2 separate regions of the Homo sapiens genome follow, and region 1 is linked to region 2. A link is a loop called in an ENCODE intact Hi-C map of the cell type or tissue named here. Cell type or tissue: PC-9. All regions are shown on one strand. Each heading gives the region's core, and the rest is flanking DNA. Links, peaks and the distances in the headings are about the cores only. Region 1 has its middle 71 kb from the start of NEUROD1. Region 2 has its middle 80 kb from the start of ITPRID2.

What was found. Hi-C counts contacts between places; a loop is a spot of excess contacts. Peaks named below come from ENCODE experiments on the same cell type or tissue, not always from the same donor. Only the 100,000 strongest peaks of a DNase experiment are listed, where the experiment ranks them.
Region 1: it touches region 2 in a loop (4-fold over the local background); 6 of 110 quality-filtered maps call a loop at or near these places.

The regions. Positions count from the first base shown.
Region 1 is chr2:181,747,511-181,756,100 of GRCh38, forward strand. No RefSeq gene overlaps it. Among named protein-coding and RNA genes, the nearest start is that of NEUROD1, 71 kb to the left of the region's middle. In PC-9, for the core only: no CTCF peak of the experiment used is centred there; a DNase peak (open chromatin) is centred at 4,921.
Region 2 is chr2:181,806,947-181,815,536 of GRCh38, forward strand. No RefSeq gene overlaps it. Among named protein-coding and RNA genes, the nearest start is that of ITPRID2, 80 kb to the right of the region's middle. RefSeq lists an enhancer at 3,916-4,210. In PC-9, for the core only: no CTCF peak of the experiment used is centred there; DNase peaks (open chromatin) are centred at 4,025, 5,375 and 5,655; H3K4me3 peaks cover 509 bases; H3K27ac peaks cover 3,268 bases.

The DNA of each region.
Region 1 (8,590 bases), core at 481-8,480, 59 kb before region 2:
ATGCTCTTATAAATATCTTTTGCCAGTTTGTGACTTGTATTTTAACTTTTTAAAAAACAGTACACATAATAAATATGTGCTCTTAATTTTAATGTAGTAAAAATTATCTGTATTAGACCATTCTTGCATTGCTATAAAGAATACTTGAAACTGGGTAATTTATAAAGAAGAGAGATTTAATTAGCTCATAGTTCTGCAGGCTTTATGGGAAGCATGGTGCTGACATCTGCTTCTGGTGAGGCCTCAGGAAACTTACAGTCATGGCAGAAAGCAAACGGGGAGGCAGCATGTCACATGGCGAGAGCAGGAGCAAGAGAGTGAGGTTAGGGGAGGTCCTAGACTTTTAAGCAACCAGATCTCACATGATCTAACTGAGTGAGAACTCACCACCAAGGAGATAGTGCTAAACTATTCATGAGGGATGATCTGCCCCCATGATCCTGTTACCTCCCAACAGGCCACACCTCCAACACTAAGAATCATATTTTAGAATAAATATGATGTGATGCTGAGAAGAATTTATATTCTGTTGATTTTGGGTGGAGTGTTCTGTAGATGTCTATTAGGTCCTCTTGGTCCAGAGTTGAGTTCAAGTCCTGAATATCCTTGTTAATTTTCTGTCTCGTTGATCTAATATTGACAGTTGGGTATTAAAGTCTCCCACTATTACTGTGTGGGAGTCTAAATTTCTTTGTAAGTCTCTAGGAATTTGCTTCATGGACCTGGGTGCTCCTGTATTGGGTGCATATATATTTAGGATAGTTAGTTCTTCTTGTTGCATTGATCTATTTACCATTATGTAATGCCCTTCTTTGTCTCTTTTGATCATCTGTTTTATCAGAGACTAGGATTGCAAACCCTGCTTTTTTTGCTTTCCATTTGCTTGGTAGATCTTCCTCCATCCCTTTATTTTGAGCCTATATGTGTCTTTGCACGTGAAATGGGTCTCCTGAATATAGCACACCAATCGGTATTGACTCTTTATCCAATTTGCCAGTCTGTGTCTTTTAATTGGGGCATTTAGCCCATTTACATTTAAGGTTAATATTGTTATGTGTGAATTTGATCCTGTCATTATGATGCTAGCTGGTTATTTTGCCCGTTAGTTGTTGCAGTTTCTTCATAGCATCTATGGTCTTTACAATTTGGTATGTTTTTGCAGTGGCTGGTACTATTTTTTCCTTTCCATATTTAGTGCTTCCTTCAGGAGCTCTTGTAAGGCAGTCCTGGTGGTGACAAAAATCTCTCAGCATGTGCTTGTCTGTAAAGGATTTTATTTCTACTTCACTTATGAAGCTTAGTTTGGCTGGATATGAAATTCTGGGTTGAAAATTCTTTTCTTTAATAATGTTGAATATTGGCCCCCTGTCTCTTCTGGCTTGTAGGGTTTCTGCAGAGAGATCCACTGTTAGTCTGATGGGCTTCTCTTTGTGGGTAACCCGACCTTTCTTTCAGATTGCCCTTAACATTTTTTCCTTCATTTAAATCTTGGTGAATCTGTCAATTATGTGCCTTGGGGTTGCTCTTCTCGAGGAGTATCTTTGTGGTGTTCTCTGTATTTCCTGAATTTGAATGTTGTCCTGTCTTGCTAGTTGGGGAAGTTCTCCTGGATAATATCCTGAAGAATGTTTTCCAACTTGGTTCCATTCTCCCCGTCACTTTCAGGTACACCAATCAAATGTAGGTTTGGTATTTTCACATAGTTGCATATTTCTTGGAGGATTTGTTCATTCTTTTTTCTCTAATCTTGTCTGCAGGCTTTATTTCATTATGCTGATTTTCAATCTCTGATATCCTTTCTTCCGCTTGATTGATTCGACTATTGATACTTGTGTGTGCTTCACAAAGTTCTCATGCTGTGTTTTTCAGCTCCATTGGGTCATTTGTGTTCTTCTTTAAACTGGTTATTTTAGTTAGAAATTCCTCTAACCTTTTATCAAGGTTCTTAGCTTCCTTGCATTGGGTTAGAACATGCTCCTTTAGCTCGGAGGGGTTTTTATTATTCACCTTCTGAAGCCTACTTCTGTCAACTCGTCAAACTCATTCTACTTCCAGTTTTGTTCCCATGCTGGCAAGGAGTTGTGATCCTTTGGAGGAGAAGAGGCATTCTGTTTTTCGGAATTTTCAGCCTTTTTGCACTGGTTTTTCTTCATCTTCCTGGATTTATCTACCATTGGTCTTTGATGTTGGTGACCTTCAGATGGGGTTTTTGTGTGGATGTCCTTTTGGTTGATGTTGATGATATTCCCTTCTGTTTGTTAGTTTTCCTTCTAACAGTCAGGCCCCTTTGCTGCAGGTCGCTGGAGTTTGCTGGAGGTCCACTCCTGACCCTGTTTGCCTGGGTACAACCAGCAAAGGCTACAGAACAGCAAAGATTGCTGCCTGTTCCTTCCTCTGGAAGCTTCGTCCCAGAGGCGCACCTGCCAGATGCCAGCTGGAGCTCTCCTGTATGAGGTGTCTGTCAATCCCTGCTGGGAAGTGTCTCCCAGTCGGGAGGCACAGGGGTTATGGACCCACTTGAGCAGGCAGTTTGTCCCTTAGCAGAGCTCGAGCTCTGTGCTGGGAGATCCAATGGTCTCTTCAGAGCCAGCAGGCAGGAAGTTTAAGTCTGTTGAAGCTGTGCTCACAGCCACCCCTTCCCCCAGGTGCTCTGTCCCAGAGAGATGGGAGTTTTATCTATAAGCCCCTGACTGGGACTGCTGCCTTTCTTTCAGAGATGCCCTGCGCAGAGAGGAGGAATCTAGAGAGGTAGTCTGGCTACAGCAGCTTTTTGGCACTGTGGTAGGCTCCTCCCAGTTTGAACTTCCCAGTGGCTTTGTTTACACTGTGAGGGGAAATCTGCCTACTCCAGCCTCAGTGATGCCAGATGCCCCTCCCCCCACCAAGCTCCAGGGTCCCAGGTCAACTTCAGACGGCCTTGCTGGCAGCGAGAATTTCAAACCAGTGGATCTTAGCTTGCTGGGCTTTGTGGGGGTGGGATCCGCTGAGCTGGACTACTTGGCTCCCTGGTGTCAGCCCCCTTTCCGGGGAAGTGAATGGTTCTGTCTCACTGGCATTCCAGGCGCCACTGGGGTGTGAAAAATACTCCTGCAGCTAGCTTGGTGTCCGCCCAAACAGCCGCCCAGTTTTGTGCTTGAAACCCAGGTCCCTGGTGGTGTAGACATCCGAGGGGATCACCTGGTCTGTGGGTTGTGGAGATGGTGGGAAAAGCATAGTATCTGTGCTGGAATGCACCATTCCTCATGGCACAGTCCCTCAGGGCTTCCCTTGGCTAGGGGAGGGAGTTCCCTGGCCCCTTGCGCTTCCCTAAAGGAAGTAAACCATGCAAACCAAAAGAAAGCCTGATTTTTGAGACATTCAGTTCTTTCAAGGTCTATATAGGAACAAAAGAAAGTGGGAAAAGAAGCCTTTGAAGATTGACTCCTGCCTACATTTCCAGCCTGTTTCTCTTGCTACTCCACTGGAGCTTCCCACATGCCTACTAGTCTGAATTGCTTTCATTTCTCCCAACTGCCATGTTTCATTGCTTCCGCACCTTTGTACAGACTGTTTCTCCTCTGCCTGGAATGCCTTTCTGTCCTCTTCATCCTTCCCATGGCTAACTTGAACTCATTGTTCAGCACTGGGTTAAGCCTGGTCTCCTTCAGGAAGCCATTACTAAAGGAGGTGCCTATTCTCCATGGCTCTGTGACCCCTTTATTAGTCCTTGCTTTACCTATGCTGCAACTGCCTGTGTACTTGTATGTCTCCCCAGCTGTAAATTAGCACCTTCAGGGCAAAGACTGTATCCTTTATCATGGTACTATGCACATCTAATATTTGTTAGATCAATGGTAAAATTTGTGGATTTGTTATACACCTTGGGTATCATTGTAATGATTGCCATCAGTAGAGTTAAGATGAAATATCCTAGAGCTGGGCCGGGTGCGGCTCAGGCCTGTGATCCCAGCACTTTAGCAGGCTGAGGTGGCTGGATCACCTAAGGTCAGGAACTGGAAACCAGCCTGGCCAGCATGGTGAAATTCCATCTCCACTAAAAATACAAAATTAGCTGGGCATGGTGGTGGGTGCCTGTAATCCCAGCTATTCGGGAGGCTGAGGCAGAAGAATCACTTGAACCCTGGAGGCAGAGGTTGCAGTGAGCTATCATGCCACTGTACTCCAGCCTGGGCAACAGAGCAAGACTCTGTCAAAAAAAAAAAAAAAAGAGAAAGAAAGGAAGGAAGGGAAGGGAAGGAGAAGGGAATGGGAAGAGAAGGGGAAGGGAATGGGAAGGAAAAGGGAAGGGGAAGTGAAGGGGAAAGGAAAGGGAAAGGAAGGGGAAGCGAAGGGAAAAGATCCTAGAACCTGGGGCCCTGAGTTCTTGGTGTTCTTGGGAGTTGTCCCTTTGCGGTGCTGGTCTCACTGGAACATCTGAAAATTGTCACTCCGTATAACTTTTGGTGTTTTCTTTCAACTTCTGGTCAAATGATCATAGACTGCCCTACACTGTGCTCAGGAATTTAAGGGTTAAAATAGGAAGAAATTCTTGTATTCAGAGATGACTGTGCTTCTGGAAATCTACCTACCCGTCTGCTACTGACACCTATTTTAGGCATGGTATGTACAATGGAAGGCCCATTCTTTTATTAGGGAAACTTTCATGGGCTATGTACACATATATATTATTGATGATGAACATGAGAATGTCCCTAGTTCAAGTCGTGGGCATTGTAGAATGAACATAATAGCTTTTTTTCTTCTGCTAAATCACATGGTAGAACTTAAAGCTTCATTCCACAGCATTTTTGCCTTATATAAGAGCAACCCTCTCTTCCCCAAAAGATTCAGCCATAATATTCTTTATCTTTGAAGGCTGCTTGTGTAGTTTGCATAGTTTTCTCTGTCTCTTCCTGATTAGAGGTTGGCATCTAAATACTTTCTCTGATCTTATCACTGCTGCAATGTATTCCTCGAACAGAGTGTTGCAATTTAGATTTCTTTTGTCTCATTAACCAAGTGATTTGCTGGAATACTATCAGCAGTGACATCATCACATTTGCTTTGGTAGTTGACATCTTAGGTTATCAATGGAAGCATTGTAAGAAACTGTACAGGGTCAAGATCCATTTTGTTTAGAGAATTTGTACAGTATGTGGGCTGAGAATTCTCAAAGCCCATGCTTCATAGGATGTGAAGGGAATCTCAAATATTATGTTCTTAAGTTCAGCATGGCTATTATACACTGCACTTTATTTCTCCCTGAGGATAGGGGTTGAGAACGAGTTGATACAAAAACAAAGATAAATTACTGATACTTTCTATTTAATGATGTGTTGTAACAGATAAAATTATCTGAGAACTAATTGTTCTCAATCTTGGCAGGCACTAAGTTTCAAATGTACCTATTGATATTACAGGAGTGAAGCAGTCCTGAAAGTGTTGGTAGCTGCTTTTGATGCAGTGGAATGAATTTGTTTCCTGTGCAACTCTGCAAGGGTAAGATGGATATAAAACTTGCAGACAAGACTACCTTCAGAAACTGAATAGGGAATGAAAAATCTATGAAACATCAGAGGTACCTTTTAGTCTCAACCTTTTTGAAAAATCGGTCACAGTGTGCCTTTATCAATTCTTTGTTCAGAAATTTTTCCTGTGGTTCATATTGCTTTTGTAAAATATCAGACACTGGCTCTAATTGTGGGTGGATACAGAGCTATCTAAATGTTTATATATGGAGACCCATACAAGATCCACCTGTTCCAAAATGCCTCCTTCAAGGACCTAAAATTCCCATCCTTTGAGACATTTCTATGGATTAAGACATAGTGTCCAAATGTTCCCACAACAGGTTCTCATGTCAGTAGAAAAGAGAAGCCATCAGGACTAGCCCTGTTCCACTAAACCTATTAATAATCAATACATATCAATATATTGGTTTTGTTGTTATTTTTGTTTGGTTTGGCTTGGTTTTAGTTTTGTGTGTAATTTATTGGAACCACTAGTTGTCATCTTGGAAATCAGGAGAGAGTACATGCAATAAATAAGGTAAGATTTGTTTTTTCCAGTGCTAAGAAACTTGTTCCACTTATTTTTAGGGTAGCACTAACACTAAAAATGCAATTTTGAAGTAGAAAGAAAAGTGTCACCCACAAATAGAATCCCAGATGTGCCCAGGTCCGGAAGCAGGTAAAAACACAGCTTCTGGGAAAGAAACCTAGAAAGTGACTGAAGGCGATTGAAATCGACCCAATAATAGTTTAGGGAAAAGAATCAGAAGAGAGACAGCACAATCTCTACACCGGGTTGTGGGGCTCAGACAAGTTGCTAACATTGGCTTCTTTGTGTTGCTGCTGAAATGGCATCCATGTCCCACAAGTTTTAAGGGGAAGCCATATGAGCTCCTTGGAATGCTGGGTGTTGAGTAACTGTAGGAAGATTAGCCTCATTATGTTTTCTGAGAATGCCTTTTGTTGATTCCACTGCCCCAAGCATTTGGAAGATAAATGTTTAAATTCAGAATTTAGGCTCTCATCAAGCTCTTGGAACATCCACGAAAATTACAACTATCATTACTATACTATACTATTTTCTCCTATCTCTCTTTACTTTTACTCAAAAACATCGATCAAATTTTCAAGTCATAGACAGAACTGGGCTGTACACAGTGACTCTGAATTCAAATGCTGAGTTCCTTTTATAAACCTGTTACCTTGGTTGCTGGCTAGAATTCTTTGAAGCATTAACGTGGATTTACACTGTCGCATAGGCTTCCAAGGAAGGAACTGTGTGAAAGCAGAAATGGGGTGTTTCCATAGAGAGCCCATTATCTTGCTAGATATAGCCCTAATCTGTTGACCATGGCATAGCTCATGTTTCATTTGAAAGGATTGCTTTTTCCTGAGAAGGGAGGGACAGTCCTTTTTCCTGGGCACAAGTCATAAATCTTGTTTTTTTCCTGTTCCACTTTGCAATTTTCTTGGAAAATTGGTATTTTATAGTAATCTCAGTTAAATACACATAAGGAGAAAGACAGCACATCTAACTCTATGATTCTGAAAAGATAAGATGATCTATTTAACTCATTATTTTGTTTCTTTCAAATAAACGTAGTCACAACTTTGTCTTAGCTCTTTGGGGGAAAACCACTAAATAAATCCAATAAAGTTTGAATTTGCTTATCATGTCCATTTTATCCTTTATAAAAGAGCTTTCAGTGTTTCTGACTTCCTGTCTGTTCTGCACTTACAAATCAACTCCCTTATACCCGACCCTGCAAGTCCCCAAAACTATAGTAAATTTATTCTAGGAGGAAAAGCCAGAAACTCAAATAAGATATTTGTAGCTGAAAACATACATGTCAAACTGAGTATCTCCAAAGGGGGAAATTACAACTCATATATGGAAATTTCTCAAGTCTCATAGACATATATGTAATTTAAAATAGCAACCAATTTCAGTAATCTGGTCCTAATTCTGCCTTTCTGTGTATCCATGAATATATTTGTCTGGTTTAACTGGGTATGGGGAAGAAAATAGGCGCAAAAGATCAGGACCTCACCTAACTTCCCAAATGCTAATCTACATGTTTTTCTTTAAGCTTATATTGTATAAAGTGCTGATTTTAAAAGTTATGATTGAAAATGCAAGGCACTGTGTGATCCTCCTCTGGCCTGGGGTGTTTGAATGTATGCATATATAAGAGAAAAAAATCATCACAGACCACATGTAAAGATATAGTTGCCTATGGGTATGTCAAGTATGAAAAACTGCTGTCATTTATAACCCCTGGCAGACCACAGGTTATGCCTTGGGTTTGTTACCTTGGTGTACACTGTCATTTTGTAGTCATCCATGTGTTATAGAATGAAGACTTTTCTTGACAAAATGTGGCCAAACAACATATCAGTCATGACTTCCAGAGGTAGAAAGTGAAGCATGCAGTATTCTGGCATGATGAGACAGGTTAAATAACTTCTGCAGAGTAATGATGGCAAAAACATAGATTACACACCACAGCATTTATTCTCTTTCTTTCTACTATTATATCTGAAGTAACATTTTCACTCTTTATAACTCTAAACTCACAATGTTTACATTTATAGAGAGATGCATGAAATGAAAAATTTAGAGCTTGCTGTATTAGTAGAATTGATAATATGGCTTTGAAGGAAAGATAATTTATAACTTGACCCTGAGAACAGCATGGAAATCAGTCAAAGCAAGTTAACTTAATATGATCCACAAGTCATGGCATATCCAATCCTTTCTTAAATGATTTTCATTCCCAGTTTATAAAACCCTGCGGCGGAACTTGTTGCATAAATTTACATTGTTATGCCTCTTTTAGTTTTATTGAGACTACCCTGCCCCCTCCCCCATTCAGGCACCAAGGAAAACTCATTGAATCTCAAATCCCAGGGTAGAATGAATAGTCTGTTTTCAATCTGTTTTTATTCTTTATTATTTCAGATACTTCAATAATCTCACCTTGAGGTTCATATTTTTGTTCTGCACAGTACTCCTGAAGACGCTCTACTCTTTCAGCTCCTCTCTTGCTCTGCATCAGCTCAGAGCACTGCACCAATGACAGTTTCATTGGCCAAATCAG
Region 2 (8,590 bases), core at 106-8,105:
ACTAACACAGGAACAGAAAACCAAATACTACCTCTTCTCACTTTTAAGTGGGAGCTAAGTGATGAGTACACATGGACACAGAGAGAGGAACAATACACACTGGGTCTTCCTGGAGGGTGGAAGGTGAGAGGAGGGAGAGGATTAAGAAAAATAATTAATGGGTACTAGGCTTAATATGTGGGTGACAAAATAATCTGTACGACAAACCTCCATGATGTGGGTTTACCTATATAACAAGTCTTCACATGTACTCCTGAACTTAAGAGTTAAAAAAAAAGATTAACCTTTACTGCATGCTGCCTCTGCACCAGACACTGAGTTAACCATTGCACGTGTATTATTTTAGTTAGCCCTCAAAACAGCTTGAAGAGGTTGGTTTGAGAGATTGGGTGTCTGACAGGTCACACAGTTTTGTATGCATGATCCATCAAACTTACCTTTATCCCATTCTTTAGAATGGGATGGAAACCTACGACTGTCTATTACAGAGTGAAGCTCTTAATTGTGCTACATATTGGCTACCTTTCTTTCCCTGTCCCATTTAGTTTGTGATGGGAATAGAACAGGAGCATAGGAAGAAAATGAATAGTTACAAATCAACTCAGTAGAGAGTAATTAGAATGTGTGTACTGTCTACTTATTGACTGTAAATTGTGATTTGCTAGCGTCCTGGGTTGTGAATGCTTGCTAGCAGGGTTCATCAGTACATAATTACCTAACATTGCTAAATGTGGCCAGGAGAGTCTGTCCTTTGATGAACCCAAGTGTGAGAGAGAGATCTTAGGTTTCTGGATTAAGATTCTTCCTGAGATTTGTAACCTCAAACATTTGGCCAGCTTCCTTACCGTGCATCCCCAGTCTGAACCCCAAAGGATTCTTAGGCAGAATGGACTAGTTCATTAAGCATCTTTCCACTGGCTGTGGGTTTGAGTGCCTATGCTCTGTCCTAAAGCATCCACAACTGATTTCTACTCTTGAAGTCTGGGGGTTAGACATGAGCTGGTCCCGAACTCAGGTAGTGAACTCTGTCTGGCTTGAATCTTCCTATAGGAAGATTATAGGAACCAGTCTAGGAACTGAGTGCTGTACAATGCAGAATTGATTGGCTACTATGTCACAACTAAAAAATGATATCTGGATGCCCTGAGATTATTTGGACCTGTGTTTTCCTTCAAAGAAAAGTAATTTTTATTTGCTTTTTAGAAATCCACTTTTGTTAAATAATAACAAGATATTTTTTAAAAATACAGACTATATAAAAAGAAAACTATAAACCATAGTTCCATTGCCCAAAGATCAACACTAACAGGTCTATTAACATCCAGTCTTTTTTCTAGTTTTATTAAAGAGAAGTGTGTGTATGCATGTGTTTACATTAAAAATTATTTGCACCTTATTAATTGGTCCTTAGTAATATTTGTTGAGTAAATGAAAAATTAACATTAGATTCTGACATTTTTTTCAGAGGAATTTTTAAATACACAATTACAGTGTTGTCCCCATAATGAGATACACATTTCATAATAAAATTATTTACTTTGAATCCAAATGCTATCGTGAGAGTAATTTGGCACCAACAATATCACATTATTAAAAGAATATTAATGTGGTCAGTTTAGTCAGGTGTGGTTTGTTTTTTAGGACTTCTCTGATGTGATGAATATATTACGTGTTGATGGTAATAATGATTGCTAACATATACTGAGTGCTTAGAATACATTAGCAATTAGGAAAATTTCTCATTGCTCTCCATTTATTAACTAATTTAATATTCAAAACAGCCATAAGATTACCTGCAGGTTACACAGGAAGAAACTAAACTAGTTTTCTCCAGGTCACACAGTTAATGAGTAGCGGAACAGGGATATGAACCCAGGCAGTCTGGGTCCAAAGCCTTTGAGTATAGCTACCATACTATAACAGGACACTCTTCCAGGCATATTATACCATGATTTCCCTTTCTGGAATTTTTATGTTAGTTAATCATTAGTCAATTTGAGTATATTTTCACTAGGTATTACATTTAATATACTTTTGAGAGCAAGTAACAGAAAATATTACTCAAACTGGCTTAAACCAGTGGTTCTCAAACTTTAGTCTGCATCAGAATCCCCTGAAGGGCATCTTAAAGCATGGATTGCTGAGCTAGCTCCACCCTGAGTTTCTGATTCTACATTTCTGGGATAGGGCTTTAGATTTTGTATTTGAACAGATTCCCAGGTGAGGCTGATGCTTCTGGTCTAGGACTATGCTTGGAGAAAACTCACTGACCTTAGTCAAGATTTATGCCTTAGGCTGGCTTAATACAATTCTATGGCTCTATTCCTCTGCATCCCTCTTAGCTATTATCTCCTCTGTGTATCTTCCTAATCTTCAAACCATAGCAAGATGACTGCAGCCGTTTTAAGCCTTGAATCTATGCACAAAAGTATCCAACAAAGGAGAACCCAGTTATTTCAGCAATTTTTGTAAGAACAAGGAAATTCCTTTATCAACGACTTTGAAAAATTTCTTTGGGTCTTGACCTACATTAGATCACCTCTCTGTTGAATAAATTCTAATGGACAGGAGAGCTCTGCTTGCTGATTGGCTTAGGCTTAGGTGGAAAAAGAGAACTTTTCTATTTAGTCTTCCTTTCTACTGTTTAGGTTCAAAGCACGTTTTTTAAAAAAGCATTTCCTTTTTCAGGCAAAATCTTCAGAATCTATCTCTGAAAAACTGTAGACTACAAAATGTTACCTTCCCAAGTCAACTTTAAAGCTAATACTTTAAGTTTACATATTAATAGCAATATAACAATATTTACAGTGATAGAACAAATGCATGTATTTAAACAGTGCCTTTACACATACTACTGAACAAGATTTTTCTCCTAAATACCTATCTATATCCAAAGTCTCACTGTAGTTATGAAGAGGTCATTGATTTATATACAGTGCCTGCAAAATGCTACAAGCCGCACTTCACTGCATTGTCCAATTTTATCTGCTTGCCAATCTTAATAATTAGGCCATATTATTATCTATGTTTTGCAGATAAGGGCTATAAAGCATCTATACTATAATAGTACACATCTAATTTAACTTAAATGAATATAACAATTTATTTTTCTTGAAACTGTATAATGTCTACCATGGTAGAATATATAATTGTTTCAGAAATCATCCCTATGAGGTACATATAAAAAATAACCAATCTTGGGCTGGGCACGGTGGCTCATGCCTATAATCCCAGCACTTTGGGAGGCTGAGGCGGGTGGATCACGAGGTCAGGAGATTGAGACCATCCTGGCTAACACGGTGAAACCCCGTCTCTACTAAAAATACAAAAAAATTAGCCCGGTTTGGTGGTGGGTGCCTGTAGTCCCAGCTACTCAGAAGGCTGAGGCAGGAGAATGGCGTGAACCCAGGAGACAGAGGTTGCAGTGAGCTGAGATCGTGCCACTGCACTCTAGCCTGGGCGACAAAGCGAGACTCCATCTCAAAAAATAAAATAAAAATAACTAATCTTAAGGGAGTTATGCTGATGTATGTTGTTTTCATATCTAGTTTAATTAAATTTAAATGTCTATACTTAAGTATTTATTATGTATATTATGTATTATGTATGAAACACACATAATATATATTTATTTTACATATACATACAAAATGTGTGTGTGTGTTTAGAGAGAGTGAGAAAAAAATCTCTTATTATAATGCCTGGCTCATTGAAAGTACCCTATGATAATGTCATATTTTTATTTAATTCAATGTAACAGCTATTTATTGGGGAACTATTAGCTATGAAGTATTGTGCAAGGAAATGAGTAGCTATTAATATATACTGACATTAAACACCGTATATTAAACACCAGGCCCTTTAACATAGGCTCTTCTTAATATACTCATTACAGAGGTAATTTCTCAAGCAAATTAGTCGTGTAACTTGTCTCTTGATAACAGCACGGGGAGTTAAGACTGCCAAAATCAACAGCGTATTTCAAAGGCTTCCAGGTTCTCTGTAACAAAGGCTGAGTAAGCCATGACTCATAATCGGGAAACTTCTATTTGAGGGCCTGATTATCTTTCTTCATATCTGGGGTGTGGGAAAGACTGGTAGCAGTGGGCAGCAGGCTAGGGAGGAGTTCCGTTCTGTTTCCAGGGCCACAAAGGGAGTGAGAAGCACATAGTGAAAGTTCTCCAGAGTAGCTTTTTCTCTTTCAAGGGAGCCCTAGAGACACACAGAGTGATCTGAAACATATTCGGGACAATTGAGTTGTTAGAATTCATGATTTACTGCATTATCTGGTTAAGTCCATCATGTACCATCACCCAGGAGTCAACTAGCCTCTGACTTGCACCAAGCCACTCTGGGTTGCTTGCTGCTTCTGTCTGTGTGTTTTATTTATTTATGTGGGCAGGAGGAGGGGGGAGTAGGGTTGGAGGAGGGAGGAGAAGGGTTAGGGGAGGTATGTTTTTAAGGCCCCATTTTGAACCTGCACATAATATAATTGAAAGAGAACAGTTTTCCAGTTGCGCAGAAACGCATCTAAATTTTGGCTATCATGTACCATTGTGTGGCCTTGGGTAATGCCTTAACATTTCTGAATCACAGTTTCCTGTTGTTTAAGACAGTGACATTATCTGCATAGTGGATTTGTTGTAAAAAATTAATTAGAGTGCAAGTGAAAAAGAGCCATCGCAATGCCTGGCATATAGTAAGCTCTCAAAATGAGGAATAAAAAAAGAAACCTAGTGAGTTGGTGTTATGCTAAATAACCATTATATTTAAAATGACTAAGTAATTTATATCCCAAAGATGTTTTTGAGAATAAAAGGATCACTATTAATAATTAGGTCAGGGCTGAGTGCAGTGGCTCATGCCTGTAATCCCAGCACTTTGGAAGGCCGAGGTAGACAGATCGCTTGAGCTCAGGAGTTCGAGACTAGCCTGGGGAATACAGCAAAACCTCATCTCTACAAAAAATGTGATGGCGCACCCCTGTAGTCCCAGCTACTTGGGGCGCTGAGGTGGGAGAATTCACTGGAGCCAGAGAGGCAGAGGTTACAGTGAGCCGAGATCAAAACACTTCACCACAGCCTGGATGAGACAGCGATATCCTGTCTCAAAAAAATAAAAATAAAAATAAAAATTAGCTCAGAACAACAGACCAAACAAGCACTGTCCTGAGCAAATCTGAAGGCATACTCCTTCTAATTATAATCATGCTGCTCTATTGATGGGGCTAAAGGTAGGAGTCAGAAGTCCTTATTTCTTGAGATCATAAATTTGTAATCACATAACTTTTCTCTAGGTTTCTCTCAGATACTTAATGGTTGTCATTAGATCATGCATACAATATAGTCCGTGATAAGTGATAGGGTAGAGAAAGGAATGTGGATGGCCCAGTTTTCTTCTTCCCCTAAACTGAAAAAAACCTAAATCTCACTTTTTCCCCTAAACTGAAAAAAAAAAAAAAAGAGAGAGAGAAATCTCCCTCTTGCCTGAACAGCAACTGCAAGGCTTAGAACCCACAAAAATACCACTTAGCTCAGACATCAGAGAAATGTCTGTGCAGTTGGTGGGCTGAAGGTAGGGAGGAGAGTTTTCATAAAAGTTTGCTTTGTAATTCCATAATTTAAGCTCATGATCTGGAAAGTATTTCCTCCTTCCTGTTGTTGTGTAATCCAGGATATACTTTTATGATATACTCGATGGCATTCAAGACAATGACTAAATTCAGAGGCAGTGGAATATTGTTATACCTCCTAATTTAAATTCCTATTTTATATGGCACAAAGAGTCCTGCCATTCTCCTAAAGAAACTTTTAAAAAATGGAGGCTAAAAAGAAGAAATGTGATCATTTTAAACACTTTATATTTTGTAAAATTCCAATTTTAAAACGTGGGAAAAGAAATACAATGTATAAAACAGATACATTAAAAATCTGGCATTATCTCTTTATTTTGAATATTGATCCTGAACTGTCTTAACTTTTGCTGTTAAATTCTGACTTTTCTAAGAAATCAAAAGGAGGCACTTTGATCCTTGATCCAAGAAATTGTCTGGGCCTTACCATTTACATTTTAGGAAAGAAGTCTAGAAAAAGTCAAGCTAAAAGGCTGTATGCTACTTCACCTGGCCACTCTCCTACTCACAAAAGTGAACCTGGGCAGATCCTTTATTGGTTCATTCATTCATTCATTTAACAGGAATTTATTATGCTCCTACTAAGTGCCATATTCCAGGCCAAATGCTGGAGATTCAAGCATGGTCATGCCATTTCCAGGCTTAATGTCCAATGAAGCAGATGGCATTGCTGTGAAGAATTATTACTAGAAAACAAGATCAAGATTAATGACAGAGGAAGCTCAAGACACTTTGAGAGCCCACAGTAGTCTATGGGTCAGGGAAGGCTCTCTGAATATGGATCTTTCTCCAGCCGAGTAAGGTGAGCAGGAATTGGTCATTTTATAATAGAAATGGTGTCCAAGGCAGAAGGACAATCTGTGAGGGAGGGGAAAAAAGAGAGAAGTTGGTGTGAGGATCTGAAAATATACAAGTATGGCTAGAATGAGGGCACTCAGTCACCATGAGGCTAAAGAGACAAGCAAGGGCCCAATTATAGAGGCTTTGAAGTCATATTAGGAGTTCAGGGTTTACCCTGTTGATAGCTGGGGTGTCTCTAAACATTGAGCGATTTTATGAAAAAGGTTGACATGATCAAGTGTGCATTTTATAGAGAGAATTCTAGCTTCAGAAGATCAATTAGAGAATGACATAATGGTCAAGATCAAAATTAATAGCAATTTCTACAAAGATGTTGTCATTGGAAATGGAGAAATTTAGGAAGGAATATTAACAGGACATGGTGATTCCTGAGTAGATGGTGATGCCCCTAAATGACATGGAGAATATAAGGAGAAGAAGTGGGTTTAGAAGGTGGTGATAACCGTCAAACAGTTGAATGTGAAATGTCCTTAACATATTCAAGTGAAGATTTCCAACAGAAAGTTGATTTTATGGTCCAAGGGCTCAGGAGGGCATGGTGAACCATATTTAGAGACTGGGGAGTCCTTAGGGTATAAGTGGCCTTTGAAGCCTAGGGAGTAAATGAGACACCCTGAAGTCAGTAGGCAGAATGAGAGAAGAAGCGGGTCAAGGACAGTCTCCCAAGGAACATCAACATATAAAGGAGCAGGAGGGCCACTCTTGTGTTTATCTGGCCCTGAGGTTTCAAAAGGTCTTCATAACAACAGGAAGCATGTGACCGAGATCTAACTGGTGATAAGATGAACTGTCTGATATTATGCATGGGGTTAGAGTGTCAGTCAATATCTACTGGTAGTTCTAAAACTAGATTCCAACTTGAGAAAAACATTTCTTGATGTCCCGTGGAAATGAAGAGGAGTCATAGTCTGACTATGTCACCAATGTTTCTGCAGTTTCTTTGCTTTTCTTTCCCTTCTTTGGTAATGCTCCATCCAGCACATGCTGGCCTGGCAACATTCCAGGTATAAACAGCTTAAAGACTGCTCTCAGTTTATTCTTACATAATATTCTCACTTGTATTATAGAAAAAGGAAGTTTTATGATAGAGTTAGTTGGAAAATAAACCATATGCTTAACCTAGCCATAAACTATACTTAGAAAGACCAAAAATACCTGAAGTGGTAATTCAAGACTCACTTTTCTCAATAATCTCATAAAAAATAAGGAATGCAAAGGTCCTGATAAAAGTTTTTAAATATACACTGACAATGAAATAGATGCTCTTATATTTCTGTTTCCAGTCTGCGTCACATCCACTTACACACACTGTCTCTTCATTCTAATAGACAAATCTTAGAATGAAGGCATGCTAAATCTGAAAAGATCTCAAAGAGAGCTTCTAACTCAAGCCCCCTTCCCACTGGCCCCTTGCCTACTTTCTAGATGAGAAACATAAGATGCTGGAATGATAACACTAAGAACTTTTACATGTCGCTGTATATGTAAATAATAATGTTTACCTTCAAGAGAAAATAAGTTAATCACATTGGCTAATATCCTCAGCTCTCAGAATTGACTATCTGGGTTTGACCTTGGGCAAATTACTTAACCTCTCATTTCCTTAGCTTTTGCACCTATAAAATTAGTTAATGATAGTATCTATTCACAGATGGGAGATAATTCTCCACAGGTTTCTCACATTTTTGCCTGTCTTGAGTGCAGAAACACTGATAATTCTTGTTTCAGACTATATTTTTAAAGATGTTAGTATAGCAAACTGCCTTGAAAGATACATACAGTGTTTTCCTCCAGAGCAAAGGGCTGGTGTGCTGACTGTCTAGCATAATAGAGATAGTATCTCCCTCTGGAGCAAAGGTGAGCATACTTCCTGCCTTTTTGAAATATTTGGGTTCCCTAATCTCAGGGTTTCTGTCCTGTAAGAGTACCATCTCCAAAAGTAGGTGTCATCTGGCCCTCAGAGAATTGGTACAAATGGTGGTACTCTATTATTCTTGATGTGAATACAAGTTGAGCAACCCTAATCCCAAAATTCAAAATCCAAAATGCTCCAAAATCTGAAATGTTTGGAGTACCGACATACCACCACATCTGGGA